Linked DNA regions of Homo sapiens: region 2 is linked to region 1. The links are chromatin loops, found by intact Hi-C in ENCODE. Cell type or tissue: heart left ventricle. All regions are shown on one strand.

Region 1 (8,000 bases):
TGTTTAAGTTCCTTGTAGATTCTGGATATTAGATCTTTGTCAGATGGACAGATTGCAAAAATTTTCTCCCATTCTGCAGGTTGCCTGTTCACTCTGATGATAGTTTCTTTTGCTGTGCAGAAGCTCCTTAGTTTAATTAGATCCCATTTGTCAATTTTTGCTTTTGTTGCAATTGCTTTTGGTGATTTTGTCATGAAATCTTTGCCTGTGCCTATATCCTGAGTGGTGGTATTGTCTGGATTTTCTTCTAGGGTTTTTATAGATTTGGGTTTTAGATTTAAGTCTTTAATCTATCTTGAGTTAATTTTTGTTTGGAATATCATTTGCAAATATTAATTTCTGGAGCCTCAGAACCATGCCAACACATTACAACCATAAAACTTCATTTCCTCACTGGAAATACAGAACACTGAATGTCAAGACTTCAACCTTAAATAGGATTCTAATTAAGGCAAAAGACAGTTACATATTTGGGTTGCTGAGCAACTGATAGAGCATCTTTCTAAATATGAAGTATATTCTATATGAAATTTTACAACAATAATTTATATGTGAATAATATTAACTAAAGGATACATTTAGAGAGCAGAGAAAAGCCTGGCTGATTTTTCCCAGTGTAATGATAGAACAATTATATAAAATGTGAAAAGACTGGAATCATGTTAATACTCTTACCTTCAGATAGTCCAAATCTTAACAAGGTCACTCAATAATTCTTAAAATAATACAAAATGTCTTCTGAAAAGACATGCAATCTAGTAAATCTGGTTTATTTCTAAAAGGATGAGACTTTACTAATAATATCTGAAAAATTCAAGTTCTCACATTCCTTATCAAAAAAGAATATGGAGTAACATACTAACCTGAGTTGTCTTTATATAAAACTTTAGTATACTTGGGTTTATTTTTATATACCTTGTCCTTAGCCTTCAGAATTTCTATCTGAGTACACAGGAATTTCAAGACAAACTTGTTAGGGATAATTAGATAAAGAGTTAATTGGGGAGCCAGGTGTGGTAGCTTATGCCTGTAATGCACCCAGCACTTTGGGAGGCTGAGGTAGGAGGATCACTTGAGTCCAGAAGTTGGAGGCTGCTGTGAGCCATGATCATGCCACTGCACTCAAACCTGGGTGAAGAGTGAGATCCCATCTCTACAAAATAACAATAATAATGAAAAACAAAAATTAAAAAAGAGTTAACCAGGGAATGGGGAAAAAAAAGGAATAAAACAGAATGTTGAACAGTACTGCTTCTTTCTGGGGCAGGCTTGGGAGACATAAAGGAGGTGGCCACACAGTCAGCTGGGCCTTGCTCCCACTGCTGTTAGCGGGAGAGAGGAGAGGCACTACAGACTGAGCAAAAGCAGCAGAGGCAGTGTCATAGTGTCCTCTACCTTTAACCCTCAGTGAAGCTTTCCTGGATATGACAAGGCTTTCTAACCCTGGCCCTCCCTGATGGGTAAGGGGCACTTAGAAATACTGTACTTACTTCAAAGAATGGGCTGGACACAGTCATGAGCCATTCTCCTCCCCCTTTCATGCTAGGGACAACTGTGAAGTTGGCCATCCTAGACGGAGAGGATATCTGCTGCTTCCTGGGGAAAAGAGTTGGGATTTGGCGGCATGTCAAGGGCTGGTGCAGAAGAGGGCAACTGAGGTCTAATAACAATGACAGGACAGCCTCTTCCTTGTGCTCAGGAGCCAAGGGAGGCACCCGAGAGCAGAGCAGCAGGTGACCAAAGGCAGTGGTATCACTTCTCCTCCCCAGGATCCACAGGAGAGGACGGGAAAACAATGCTCTCGGGAGTCGCTCATCCTCCCTTGGGGTGTCAAGAACCGTCTTGGTGGATGCATTGGTTTCCTATCACTGCTATGAGAGATTGCCACAACTCAGGCCTGAAAACAACACAAAATTATCTTACAGTTTTAGAGATCAGAAACATGAAATAGATTTGCTGGGCTAAAATCAAGGTGTTGGCATGGCTGCGTTCCTTTGAGAATTCTAAGGGAGAACCTATGTCCTTGGCTTTTCCGGCTTCTAGAAATGGCCCACATTTCTTGGCTTGTAGCCACCTCATTCGGACTCTGCTTCCTTCATCATCTCTTTTTCTCTCTGTGACCCTCATGCTTCCCTTTTATACGGATCCTTATAATTACACTGGATGACCCAGAATAATCTCCTCATCTCAAGATCTCAACTTAATCACATCTGGGAAGTCCCTTTTGACATGTAAGGTAATGTATTCACAGGTTCTGGACATTTTTGGCAGCAATTATTCTGCCTCCCATAGTGAAAGTAGCAGCGAGAGACATTTCTGGAGTAGGCCTCCAGGGGCATGCAACTACAGCCAGGTCTTCCCTGATCATAGTGAAGGCCCCCGGCATGGCCAGCTGTTTATATGGCCTTGTTTATGCAGCCTGGAGAACGAAGATAGTTTATCATTTCCCTAAGGTCTTCACGCAGCTTGAATAGATTGTCTTCAGCTAGGAACTGATTTTGATACATGTTAAAGCCATGATTTCTCAAAGATGATAAGGAGGGTTATCTCCTTTTTCCCCTCACTCTACCTTCATCTTCCCACCTCCAAACAAGAAAAGAAAATCTCAGTGCACTGTTAGGCTTTCAGTCATGAGAGAGATCTTGGGGAGAGAATTCTAAGTAAGATGGTGACACCTACTCATCGGAAAACACTGCCCAGGAAGGATGGGGGACCTGGTACATTGTGGCATGAAACAAAGTTGCGTTTGTGGGTGTTGTTGACATAACAGTGATAATTTGCCACCTAGGACATAAAAATAGCCTCCACCAACATCTGAGAATATACAGCTTTCCAAATAATTACCCACTTCAACTTAACTCCCTCTAGACCTTCACAGGCTACCCAGAAACATGCATGCTTCCAGTCCCTCCAAGAGAACTGCTCGTGGAAGGAATAAAAACAAGAGCAGCAGATTAACCATGTTTGGAGTGGAAATCCAAGGTCATGCCTGCTTCAAAACAGCTCAGCCAAATCCTGCAAGAGTTTAAAGAGGGTAAAGTGTAGAAAGCTGCAGCCAGATCTCTCCACATTAAAAGTTACTAGTTTGTCTTGAAGGCAAAGGCCCAAAGGATATGACAGAAGGGGTGCTCAAAGTCCCAGCCCATCTGTGTGCCTATCTGACCATGAGCACAGGTTGAAGGTGATAGTAAAATGATCACGAAGGTTATTTATGATAAATATTGATTGTGGGGCTGCTGTGCATGTGTGTGCACGCACACACACACAACACACACACACACACACCACTGCCTATTTAAGCAGCCCTAACAAACCAAAGCCAGGGGCTAATATTGAACAGTGACCTTATTGTGGTGGCTCTCTACACAACAAAAACCACATTTAAAATGCATCAAGACCAAAAGTAAGATCTGAAGAATGAGGAAACCTAGGCTATAACAAAATGAAAAAAGGTTTTACACATTCCCTGAGCACAGGCAGCACTGAAGGATGAAATGATTTGCTTGCTAGGCTCACTAGAGTAAAAGGCAGGAAGCATTTTCCACCCAAGTTGCTACGCCTCTGGTGTTCCCTGGACCATCTGGATAGAAGTTTATGTTCAATCTATAAGTCTTTTTTTAATTTTTAATTTTTATGGGTACACAGTATAATAGGTACCTATATTTATGAGGTACATGAGGTATTTTGATACAAGCATACAATGCTTAATAATAATCATATCAGGGTAAACAGGTATTTATAACTTCAGCATTTAACATTTCTATGTGTTACAAACATTCCAGTTATACTATTTTATTAATTTTTAAATGTCTGATAAATTATTGACTGTGATAACCCTGTTGTGCTATCAATTACTAGAACTTATTCATTCTATCTAATTATATTTTTTGTACCCATTAACCATCCCCACTCCAACCCTACTACTCTTTCCAGCCTCTGGTAACCATCATTCTACTCTCTATCTATGATAAAGGGCAGGTGAACCCCAAATTTGGAACTCAGCCCAGGAATGTTCTTGGCTTTGCTCAGGAAAAAATTCAAGGGCAAGCCAGTGGTGTTAGCAGCTTTTGTTGAAATGGCAATGTACAGCAGCAGCAGAGGTACGGCTCAGAGCAGAGCAGGGCTACCCCATAGGCAGTGTGCCCAGAGTAGCAGCTCAGAGGCAGTGCTGCAGTCATATTTATAACCACTTTTAGTTATATACAAACTAAGGTGTAGATTATGCAGAAATTTCTAGGAAATGGGTGGTAACTTCTGGGTCATCAGGTCATTGCCATAGAAAGCGGCAGTAAATTCTAGGTGTTGCCATTCTAGGGAATGGTAAACTGACATGGCACAATGGTGGACGTGTCTTATGGAAAGCTGCTTCCGCCCCATCCCTGTTTTAGCTAATCCTCAATTTGGTCTGGTGTCTGAACCCTGCCTCTGGAGTTGTGTCCCGCCTCCTATCTCATCTCCATGAGTTCAGTTGTTTTTATTTTTAGCTTCCACAAATGAGTGAGAACATGAGAAGTTTGTCTTTTGGTGCCCCACTTATTTCACTTAATGTAATGCTCTCCAGTTCCATCCATATTGTTGCAAATGACAGGATATCATCTTTTTTTATGGCTGAATAGTACTCCATTGTGTATATGTACCACATTTTCTTTGTCCATTTGTTTGTTGATGAACACTTAGGTTGCTTCCAAATCTTAGCTACTGTAAACAGTGCTGCAAGAAACATGGGATTCAGATATCTCTTTCATATACTGATTTCCTTTTTTGGGGGGGTATATACCTAGCAATGGGATTGCTGGATCATATGGGAGTTCTATTTTTAGTTTTTTGAGGACCCGCCATACAGTTCTCCATAGTGGCTATACTAATTACATTTCCAGCAACACTGTATGAGGCTGCCCTTTTTCCCCATCCTCATCAGTATTTGCTATTGCTTGTCTTTTGGATAGAAACCATTTTAACTTGGGTGAGATGATATCTCATAGTAGTTTTGATTTGCGTTTTTCTGACAATAAATGATGTTGAGCATTTTATCATATACCTGTGTGCCATTTGTATGTCTTCTTTTAAGAAATGTCTACTCAGATTTTTTAGCCCATTTTTAATTGGATTGTTAGATTTTTTTCCTATTTAGTTGTTTGAGCTCCTTGTACATTGTTTATTAATCCCTTCTACAAGTCGTTACTGAATGTCAGCACTACTAAATGTTAAGAGGTGGCATGATAGAGTAGAAAGAAAATTTGATTTGGAATAGTTAACACTGGTTTAAAGTCTTGGCTTTCCCACTTCATAGCTGTGTGACTTGGGCATTTAACCTGCAGCTTCTTCACCTCTGTGCTAGAATCATAACTGCTCTGGCTACTTCAAAGGGTTGACAAGAGAATAAAATATAGATGTAAATGTGCTTTCTTATCCTGTTAAACGTTACGAAAATTATCTGTTACCATTAGAGAAGCAAGGTAAAAAATTTTGGTTTCTAGCTTATGATCTAGTTAGGGAAAAAATTTGTACAAGAAATATTCAAAGAGCAAAACTATTTAGCAAAGTGTTGGAGAGTCCTGTAGTCCAGGTTTCCTAATGCCATGTGGCAAATGTTCATTGTGTGGTACAGACCAAGTATAAAAGTGAGAAAAGCAGTCATCAGGAAAAACTTCACAGGAGAGAAGAATGTGAGCTGGAAGTAATGAGGCAGAAAGGAACTAGGAGAACATTCCAGAATGTGAGAGATTCATGAGCCAATACATACAGTGTGAAGTAAATTTGTGTGGTTTCTCTGCTTCCAGGAAACTCTCTCATATTTCAGACCCATTGAAGAATTCTGTCCTACAAACCACAAGGGGGAACAATATAGTAACTTCTTTTCCAGTAGAAAAATACCTCTTGACACAGCAATTCCACTTTTAGGAACTGAGACTACAGATGGAAGTGAGTGTGTGTATATACACATATGTGAAATAATGTATACAGGTGATTACTGCAGCCCAGTTTGTATATGTGAGAAAACTATAATTTATAATCTAGAAATAATAATCTAAGATGCCATCAGTAGGAGATTGGCTAGGAAATTGTGGTATACATACTATCAAATATTTTACAGATTTTATAAAGCGTAAAATATATAAAGGTATTGGCTAGGTGCGGTGGCTCATGCCTGTAATCCCAGCACTTTGGGAGGCCAAGGCGGGTGGATCATGAGGTCAGGAGTTCGAGACCAGCCTGGCCAACATGGTGAAACCCCATCTCTACTAAAAATACAAAAAATTAGCTGGGCTTGGTGGCATATGCCTGTGTCATTCATCCCAAAGAAGGAATCAACTCTGCTGATGAGCAAATCCAACACTTAAAAGACAAAGCTCTACGAATATTCTTGGTTTTGACCCTTAATCCCAGCTACTCAGGAGGCTAAGGCAGGAGAATCGCTTGAACTCGGAAGGTGGAGGTTGCAGTGAGCCAAGATTGCGCCACTGCACTCCAGCCTGTGTGTGTATATATACACACACATATATGTGTGTATAAAAAGATACTAGCTGCATATGCAAGGATAGTGAATAATTATCTCAATTTATTAAGTGAAAAAAGCAAAGTCTAGAAGTATGCTATATTTATGTAAAAAGAAAATAAAAGAGTCCATACAGAGTGCTTGACAATGCATAGACAACAGTACAAAAATAGTCACTAGTCACAGATTAGGATAGAGGAATGAGAGGGAGACATACCTTTCACTGTATATACTTTTGAATTCCATATCATACTCATGTATGACCTATCCAAAAATTACTTTAAATGTATTAGCTGGTGGCCCAATGCTTTCACAGACTCCAGATAAATTTGCACACTGACTTCAATTTAGGATGCCCCAATAAATAACGTTCTCTGAATATCCTTTAACTGAAATTGCTTCAGTTAGGTAACGCAAAATACAGCTGCCCAGCATAGAGTTCAGTCCAGTTGCCCGCAGATTTTACTGAGTGGCTGGGTCATGTTATTGACCATATTGTGTTCCCCAAAAGTTCATTTATTGAAAGCCAAACACTCAATGTCACTGTACATGAAGACAGGGCCTCTAAGGAGGCAATCAAGATTAAATAAAGTCATAAGGGTGAGGCCCTAATCCAAAAGGACTGGTGGCCTTCTAAGAAGAGGAAGATACATCAGGTGTGCCACACACAGAGGCAAGGCCACATGAGGCCACAGTGGGAAAGTGGTCATCTACAAGCCAGGAACAGGAAGCCAACTCTGCTGGAAACTTGATCTTGGATCTCCAGCCTCTAAAGCTGTGAGAAAATAAGTGTCTGTTGTTTAGGCTACCCAGACTGTGGCATTTTGTCATGGCAGCCTGAGAAGATTAATACCATTACCATCAAGGACTCTTGTGGAGAAGCACAGTCCTCCAGCCAGAGATAAGCTGAGCTAAAGTGGGAGCTATGCTGCTTGGCCTGCAGAGGAGCACCACTGTAACACAAGAACATGCCACTAATTCAAAGTGACAGAGTGGGCATGAGGAGTCCAGGGTCCTAGTTCCTGCAAAGCCATTCCTGACTGCAACCTGCACCATCATGTGAACTCTGCAGGATCTGTCTCAAATCCTTTCAGCTTCCTTAGTTCCTTCCAGCTCATTGGGTCCAGGATCTATAACATGCAAACAGCAAAATATGTCACTACCAAGAGTCAAGTTAGCTTCCAAAAATAGTGAGCTTCATATTTGTGGAATAAAAACAGCAGCCTGTAACCTAGGAGTTCCCAATCAGTGAGACTAAATCTACTTTAGATCTCAAAGCCTCACGAAGCAGGCTGCTGCTGCTGCTGCTGCTGACACAGAATCTTCCTCACACTCTGAGTTTTGCTGAGATTCTCAAAGTAGGGAAGGTGGAACATGGTCTCCTCTGATAATTTATTACTCTGAAAATCCACATTTTAGAAACCCTGGCACTCCAAAAAAGCAGTGAAGAGGTATCCCATCTCACAAGCAGACAAAACTATGACAACTCCTGTTGTTATTAAAG
Region 2 (8,000 bases), 110 kb before region 1:
AGTCTGGTTTTCTATCTATTTTTGAAAATGGGGTATTGAAATCTCTTACTCTTATTGTGTTACTATTTTCCCTTTAAATTCTGTACATGTTTACTTCATATATTTGGGTGCTCTGTTAGGTAAATATATATTAATAATTGTTATATCTTTCTGAATAATTAACCTTTTAATCATTATATAATGACATTCTTTGTCTCTTGTGACAGTTGTTTACTTAGTCTAATTTTTTCTGATATGAGCACCTCTGTTCTCTCTGGTTACCATTTACATGGAACATCTTTTTTCATCTTTTCCCTTTAGCTCAGGTATGTCCTTAAATCTAAAGTGACTGCCTTGTAGACGGCATATAGTTACCTTTTGTTTTTCATTTATTTAGTCTTTTGATCTGAGAGTTTATTCACAGTTAAAGTAATTACTGATAGGGAAGTACTTATTATTTTCATTTTATCATTTTCTATGTTGTAGTTATCTCTCTTTTTCCCTCTCTTGCTGCCTTCTTGTTAGTTTTGTTCATTTTTTTTTGTAGTGCTATATACTTTGATTTGTTTCTCATTTATCTTTTGTGTACTTTTTTGAGTATTTTCTTTGTGGTTACTATAGAGATGACATAAAACATGTCAGAGTTATAATAATCTATTTTAAGCAGATAATGCCACATATAAAAACTCTACTCTTATATATTCCCTTCTACACTAAGTTACTGATGTTATAAATTATATCTTTAGTATATTTTACATCCATTAAAGTAGTTTTTTTCACCTTTGTCCTTTAAATTCTATACCAGAATTAAAAGTGATTTATGTACCACCATTACAGTATTTATGCACCACCCTATCACAGTATTGTGTATTTGTCTACATATTTACTTTTGCCACTGAGCTTCATGGTGCCGTAAGCTTTTGTGTTACTATCTAATGTTCTTTTGTTTCAACTTAAAGAACTCACTTTAGCATTTCTTGTAAGGCAGGTCTAGTGATGACAAACTCTCTCAGCTTTTGTTAATCTGGGCAAGTCTTTATTTCCCCTTCAGTTTTGAGGACAGTTTTTCAGTATATAGTATTTTTGGTTGACATTTTTTTCCCTTTTTCTCAGTACTTTAAATATATCATCTCACTCTTTTCTAGCCTATAAGGTTTCTGCTAAGAAATCTGCTGATAATCATATGTAAGCTCCCTTGTGTGTGATAAGCTAATTTTTTCTTGCTGCTTTCAAGATTCTATCTCTGTCTTTGACTTTGGACAATTTGATTGTAATGTGTCTCAGTGTAGACCTCTTTAGGTTTACCATATTTAGAGCTCACTGAACTTCTTGAATTTAGATGTTCATATCTTTCCTTAGATTTGGGAAGCTTTCAGCCATTATGCCTTTGAAGAAGCTCTTTGACCCTTTCTCTCTCCCTTTTTCTTTTAGAACTCTCATGATGCACATATTTGTCCACCTGATGGTACAGCATAAGTCCCTTAGGCTTTCTTTATTGTACTTCACTTTTTTTTTTTGCTCTTATGACTTGATAATTTCAAGTGACTTTTCCTCAAGTTCACTGATTCTTCCTTCTGTTTAATCAAGTCTGCTGTTAATCTCCCTCAGTAAAATTTTCAATTCAGTTACTGTAGTCTTCAACTCTTGAATTTCTGTTTGTTTCTTCTTCATAGTTTTTCTTTGTTGATATTCTCATTTTATTCATACATCATTTTCCTAATTATATCCAGCTGTCTATCTGTGCTCTCCTTTAATTCATTGGGCATCTTTAAGATGATTCTTTTGAAACGATTTATCTGATAATTCATATATCTCCATTTTTTAGGGGTAATTTCTGGATATTTAATTTGTTCGTTTGATTGGGCCATATTTTCCTGTTTCTTTGTACTCCTTTTCATGCTTTGTTGGGACTTCAGTATTTGAATTATCTGCCACTTCTCCCAGTCTTTGCAGTCTGGTTTCATACAGGTACAGGTAGTTCGCCAACCAGCCCAGCTAGAGATTCTGGAGATCTCTCAGGCCTTTTCTGAGGATGTGTGCTTTCTGGGTTTTTGTATGTAATCTAATTGCAGAGGTTTGCCAGTTTTACTCAGAAGCTTCCCCAGTGTCTGCATCACTGAAGCCTTTCTGGTGCTTTGTAGCAAGCTGTGGTACTGGAGCTCCCCCTTGTGTTTATGTTTGAGACACGTGCTCAACCAAGTCCTCTTCATCACTTTTGTTTTTTTTGGCCCCCTGACCTGCTGCCTTGTTCCTGTCTGTGCTTAGATTTCGGGAAGACAGAAGCCAGTCCCTTAGGTAACACCCCCTCCAAAAGTCAGAATATTAGACATCCCACTTTACAATCATTTTTCTCTTTCTCTGCTTGAGAAGAACTCTGAGTTGGGAGTTTTCTCCAATGGCACCATGCTATACTAGAGGGGAGGGGCTCTGGTGAATGAGTGGGTTCCATGAATTTTCCTCCTGGGCTTCCAAGCACTTGGCTTTGTCCTTGCCTGGAGTGCAGGAACTTCTTAACTTGTTTCTGTTATTTCTTCCAAAGACAATTGGTCTATACACATTTCTTAAGTCCGTTGGTATCTCCATGGAGGAAGGAGGATCTGGGGCTTTCTATTATGCCATCTTCCTCCTGTCACTTCCAAACAGTTTTTTTCAACATGGCTGTACTGTTTTTCCATCTCTACAAGCAGTGTACAAGAGTTTTAGTTTCTCTACATTTTTTCCAACATCAGTCTTTTTTTTTTTTTTTTTGAGACAGAGGCTTGCTCTGTCGCCCAGGCTGGAGTGCAGTGGTGTGACCTCAGCTCACTGCAACCTCTGCCTCCCAGGTTCAAGCAATTCTCCTGCCTCAGCCTCCCAAGTGGCTGGGATTACAGGTGCGTGCCATCACACCCAGCTAATTTATATATATATTATATATAATATATTATAAAAGAGTACATATATTTTATATATATGTACATATATCTTTTTTTTTTTTTTTTTTGAGACGGAGTTTTGCTCTTGTTGCCCAGGCTGGAGTGCAGTGGTGCGATCTCGGCTCACTGCAACCACTGCCTCCCGGGTTCAAGCGATTTTCCTGCCTCAGTCTCTCGAGTAGCTGGGATTACAGGCATGCACCACTATGCCCGGCTAGTTTTGTATTTTTAGTAGAGACGGGGTTTCTCCATGTTGGTCAGGCTGGTCTTGAACTCCTGACCTCAGGTGATCTGCCCACCTCGGCCTCCCAGGTTCAAGCAATTCTCCTGCCTCAGCCTCCCACATAGCTGGGATTACAGGTGCATACCATCATGCCCAGCCAATTTTTATACTTTTAGTAGAGATGGGATTTTTGCCATGTTGGCCAGGCTGGTCTCAAACTCCTGACCTCAAGGGATCCGCCTGCCTCAGCCTTCCAAAGTGCTGGGATTACAGGCGTAAGCCACAGCACCTAGCTTGAGCTTCTTTTTATATATGTTCTAAGAAGTATGTACATCTCTTTGGGAGGCCGAGATGGGTGGATCACGAGGTCAGGAGATCGAGACCATCCTGGCTAACATAGTGAAACCCTGTCTCTACTGAAAATACAAAAAAATTAGCCGGGCGTGGTGGCAGGCGCCTGTAGTCCCAGCTACTCGGGAGGCTGAGGCAGGAGAATGGTGTGAACCCAGGAGGTGGAGCTTGCAGTGAGCCGGGATAGCGCCACTGCGCTCCAGCCTGGGCAACAGAGGGCGACTCCATCACAAAAAAAAAAAAAAAAAAAAAGAAAAGTATGTACATCTATTTTGGAAAGTGAATGTTCAAGTCAATGTTAGCTTTTACTTATTTGCTTTTACTCCACATTTTTCCAGAATAGAGGAGTGTGCATACAAGTGTGTATGTGGTTGTGTTCAGCTGAGTGGAGTGGGTAGTAGTGAAAAACAGGAAATAAATAAGAAAAGCTGAACTAGGCATCCCACAATGCTCCACTAGTGACATAAGGCAGGTCACCCACATGCTTTGCCCATTTTTAAATTGGGTTGTTTGTCTTCTTACTGAGTTGTATGTTCTGAATGCAAATTCTTTATATGTTCTGAATGCAAATTCTTTGTTAGACATAGGTATTGCAAATATTTTCTCTCAGCTTGAGGCCTGACTTTTCATTTTCTTAAAGATGTCCTTAAAGGAACAAAAGTTTTATTTATTTATTTTTAGACAGTCTCACTCTGTTGACCATACTGGAGTGCAGCAACACAATCTTGGCTTATTGCAGCCTCGACACCCTGGACTCCAGCAATCCCCCTCTACCTCAGCCTCCCTGGTAGCTGGGACTACAGGTGCGTACCACCACAGCTAGCTAATTTTAAAAGTTTTAAATTTTGATAAAGGCCAACATATCAACTTTGTCAATGGTTCGCTTTTTAAGTCCTATCTAAAAAATATTTGCTTATCCTAAAGTTGCTAGCATTTACTCCTATGTTTTCTTCTAGAACTTTTATACTTTTAGCTTTTACATAGAGATCTATGACTCATTTCAAGCTAATGTATGGTGCAAAGTAGGAATTGTTCATTTTCCCCCAAAATTTTTGTAATTAAGTTCTTGAATTAAATTTCCTTATTCTGAAATCCCTAGAGTGATTTCCATTTTCCTGACTGGTGTAACTCAATACAGGCAATGGTATTAGAAAGATAGGTGGTATTCAGATTGCAGAAGGATTTGAATGCCAGGCTAAATTACCACAGCTCTATTTAACTTACATGTATGATATGATGTTGATACTTGACAAATACTTGCTTAGATAAAATCTTGAGAAATAAACAATCTCAGCTTCCTCATCAGTAAAGTACTGATAATAATACATTTTTTGTAGCCTGTAATGAGATTTGATAAATACACATGCATATAAACATAACGCACAATGCTACGCAGTATGTGCACTATACGCTATGCCAGATAATATGCAGCTAATATTGGATTTAATATATTTACTGAGAATATGTTTTATTCTTTCCCCACTAAGCTTTCTGGGCTCCTTCTTTGCCCATTAATGTGCTGGTGACAAACTATACCCTTCCTTTCCCTGGCTATCATCCCACTGTTTCTGTAATATTCTATTTCTTCAGTGTTGTTGGATGTAGGTCGACGCATCAACATTTCATAAAAAGTTCATTCACCATGTGACAGCCTTATCCCTACTGCTTGTACAAGTGTCACCCTGTTACAAAATAGCACAACACTAGAGCCAGAAGAAACTAGAGAACAGGGCTCTGATGGAAACACAAAGTCTGGTTTAAAGGTCAAGCTGCAGAACACAGCAAAGCAGGGAATCCTTTACTTTGCTCTGGGAGGGGTGGGGAAGAGGAAAACAAATAGAAACATACTCTCTTACACCTGCATTTTCAAAAAGAAAGAAGCATTTTAAATAATGTGCCTAAATATATAGTCCTCAGGAAGAGCATAAACACATTATAAGGTAAACAGCTCAATGATAACTGGAGACCAAACACTGACATGAGCATGCTTAGCTCTTATTATGCTGGCATCATTTTACATCAACCTGTTTGACTTCCAGTCTATTTAAGGTTTTTATCATTTCTGACCATTCTGACTATCTGTTTCTCCAGAAAGCACGTGAAGAAGCCTGATTAAAAACCTTAAGGATTGTAAGTAATTTGTTTAGAAGAATCTCTGGTTGCTCATCTTCCAATAAATACTGCATAATTCACCTTTAGTTGGTTTGAAAGCAGGTCATAACTGGTATGTTGGGGGATGGGGAGGAGGGGATGGCTCAAAGTGGTGGTATGAATAAGCTCTGAAAAGGTGACAGACTCACTCTTAGCTACAGAAAAGAGGCTTGATGTTTTGACCCGGAGCCTGGGTTGATGTCCCAACAATAAATTACTGAAATTCACCTAGGACTGGTGTGTTCACATGCCTTCCCGGACAATCTAATGGATTTTATCTAAAGCATATAGTAACAAGAGCAATGGGGCAGTCATGCATTTTATAAGATCATAACCCTACCCATTCCTCTGGCTCACAGAACATAATTTTCAGCTCTTTGTGTTTAGAACAAAAAACAGAATTTGTAATAAATATTTGTCCTTGCAACAAGAATTCCTTGCTATGAGTTTAGGGTGAAAATAAAAGAGATACAAATGAGGTAAGCTGCTCAACAAGGTAAGGATACATGAAAGGGCAAAAGGAATAAGGGGGACTGAGCTGAGCCTGACATTTGTCTTCCATTTTGCCCCTGCAGATGGAAACCACAGCTCATGTAGCAGTCTCTTGTGCTTTCTTCTTGTTTCCTTACTAGGCTGATAAAGCTGAAAGAGACTTAGAGATTATTTACTCAATAATTCTCTCAACCAAATAAGATAATGAATATAAAGCATTCATCCCTATTTCTGGCTCAAAGAAATCCTTAATAAAAAGTAGGCTATTGGTGATCATGATAAAGTTGAAGCTATTTAGTTGTTCATGATTATATTAACCCATCCCATTCACTTCATACGAAGGAGATAGATAAGAAACCCAGCATCTCATGTTGGTTGAATGGGATAATATTTACTATGTCAGTGCTGAGATTGGGTCTTCTAACTCTTTAAACAGTTTGTTTTTTTTTTTAAATGAAAAAATAGAGATGGGGTCTTGCTGTGTTGCCCAGGGTGGTCTGAAACTCCTGGGCTCAAGCAATCCTCCTGCCTCAGCCTCTCGAAGTGCTGGGATTACAGACATGAGCCACTGTGCCTGGCTTAAACAATTCATTTAAACGATTTATTTTCCCTTCTGGAGCAGATTCTCAAACTTCTTTTTAAAAGAGTCACATTCCCTTTTGATAAAATTAAAAATCTTATCCCTCCTGGTGAAGGTTTGACACCTCTATTCTCACACCTTTCAGAAGTACTGTGATTTTTCCTGAATCCTTACCTATCAGGAAGATTTTGTTGAATTCTGGAGTTGGTATTTTAAAAAATAATTTGCATTTTTTGTTTCCCACTTATAAAACCAAGTCATTACTTTATGTGATGTTTTTCTATACACATTCCTCCTAACCCCAATCATTGATTCAAAAGTTTGCAATCCCTAAATGCTTCATCTGGGTTTGGTACCTCTTTAAAAATCTCATGCTACTCTGAAGCAGAATTTTTTTTGGTGGGCGGAAAGAGAGATTTTTAAATGCTACAAAGGTACAGGGAATAATATAGTAAACCAAACTGCGGTGTCTCCATCACTAAGTGTCAATGCTTAATGATATTTAGGTCTCTGTCCAATGTCACTTTCTCAGATAAGCCCTCCTTGATTGCCTGCCCTAATTAATAGTCCCTGGTCATTCTCTAACTCCTTACTTGGCCTCATTTTCATTTTATTTTTGATAATTGAATCCTGACATTATATTCTATATTTCTTATCTTATTCAATAGGATGTAATCTCCATGAAGTCAGGAACTGCCTGCATTGCCCCAAGATTCCCCAGCATAGAAAGGAGGATCTGAATTTTACTAGGCTCTGAATAAATTTTTATTGAATGAATGATGTTTCATTTAAGCCTGCCTTTTTAATTAAGGCAAAACAAAAAACAAATAAAAACCCCCACATTAGCTCCTTTTGTGTCTCACCACTAGTTTCATATCCCCAACACAGCAACCACCACTCTGATTTGATATGAATTCTTCCAGTATCTTTCATGCAAATCAGTGTGTGTGTATGTGTGCAGGTAACAAAAAAATCAATGTACAAGTTACATAATGTTTTGTGTTAGCATTTTTTATACGAAAGAAAGCTTGCTATTTGTGTTATCCTGCAATTTACTTATTTTTCCTTATCTTGTTTTCAGATTTAATTCGTTATGTATTTAATTCTTGTTAACTGCTACAAAAAAAACTAGTCCATCTAAGAATATGCTATAGTTTATTCGTCCTTTCCCCAACAGAGAAACCTTTAGGTTATTTACAATATTTTTCACTATTATAACAATTTTTCCCTGTACATGTGTTGTGTGCTAAATGTTTCTGTTCCCCCAAATTCATATGTTGAAAGCTTAAACCCCAATATAATGATATTA

The links. Peaks named below come from ENCODE experiments on the same cell type or tissue, not always from the same donor. Only the 100,000 strongest peaks of a DNase experiment are listed, where the experiment ranks them.
Region 2: it touches region 1 in a loop (7-fold over the local background); 6 of 110 quality-filtered maps call a loop at or near these places.

Annotation. Positions count from the first base shown.
Region 1 is chr4:140,991,215-140,999,214 of GRCh38, forward strand. All of the region lies in intron 1 of RNF150 (ring finger protein 150), which reads right to left. Among named protein-coding and RNA genes, the nearest start is that of RNF150, 140 kb to the right of the region's middle. In heart left ventricle, a CTCF peak has its summit at 5,834 (motif pointing right); no DNase peak of the experiment used is centred here; H3K27ac peaks cover 3,320 bases.
Region 2 is chr4:140,882,492-140,890,491 of GRCh38, forward strand. All of the region lies in intron 6 of RNF150 (ring finger protein 150), which reads right to left. Among named protein-coding and RNA genes, the nearest start is that of TBC1D9, 130 kb to the left of the region's middle. RefSeq lists a silencer at 2,004-2,298. In heart left ventricle, a CTCF peak has its summit at 2,146 (motif pointing left); no DNase peak of the experiment used is centred here; H3K27ac peaks cover 2,039 bases.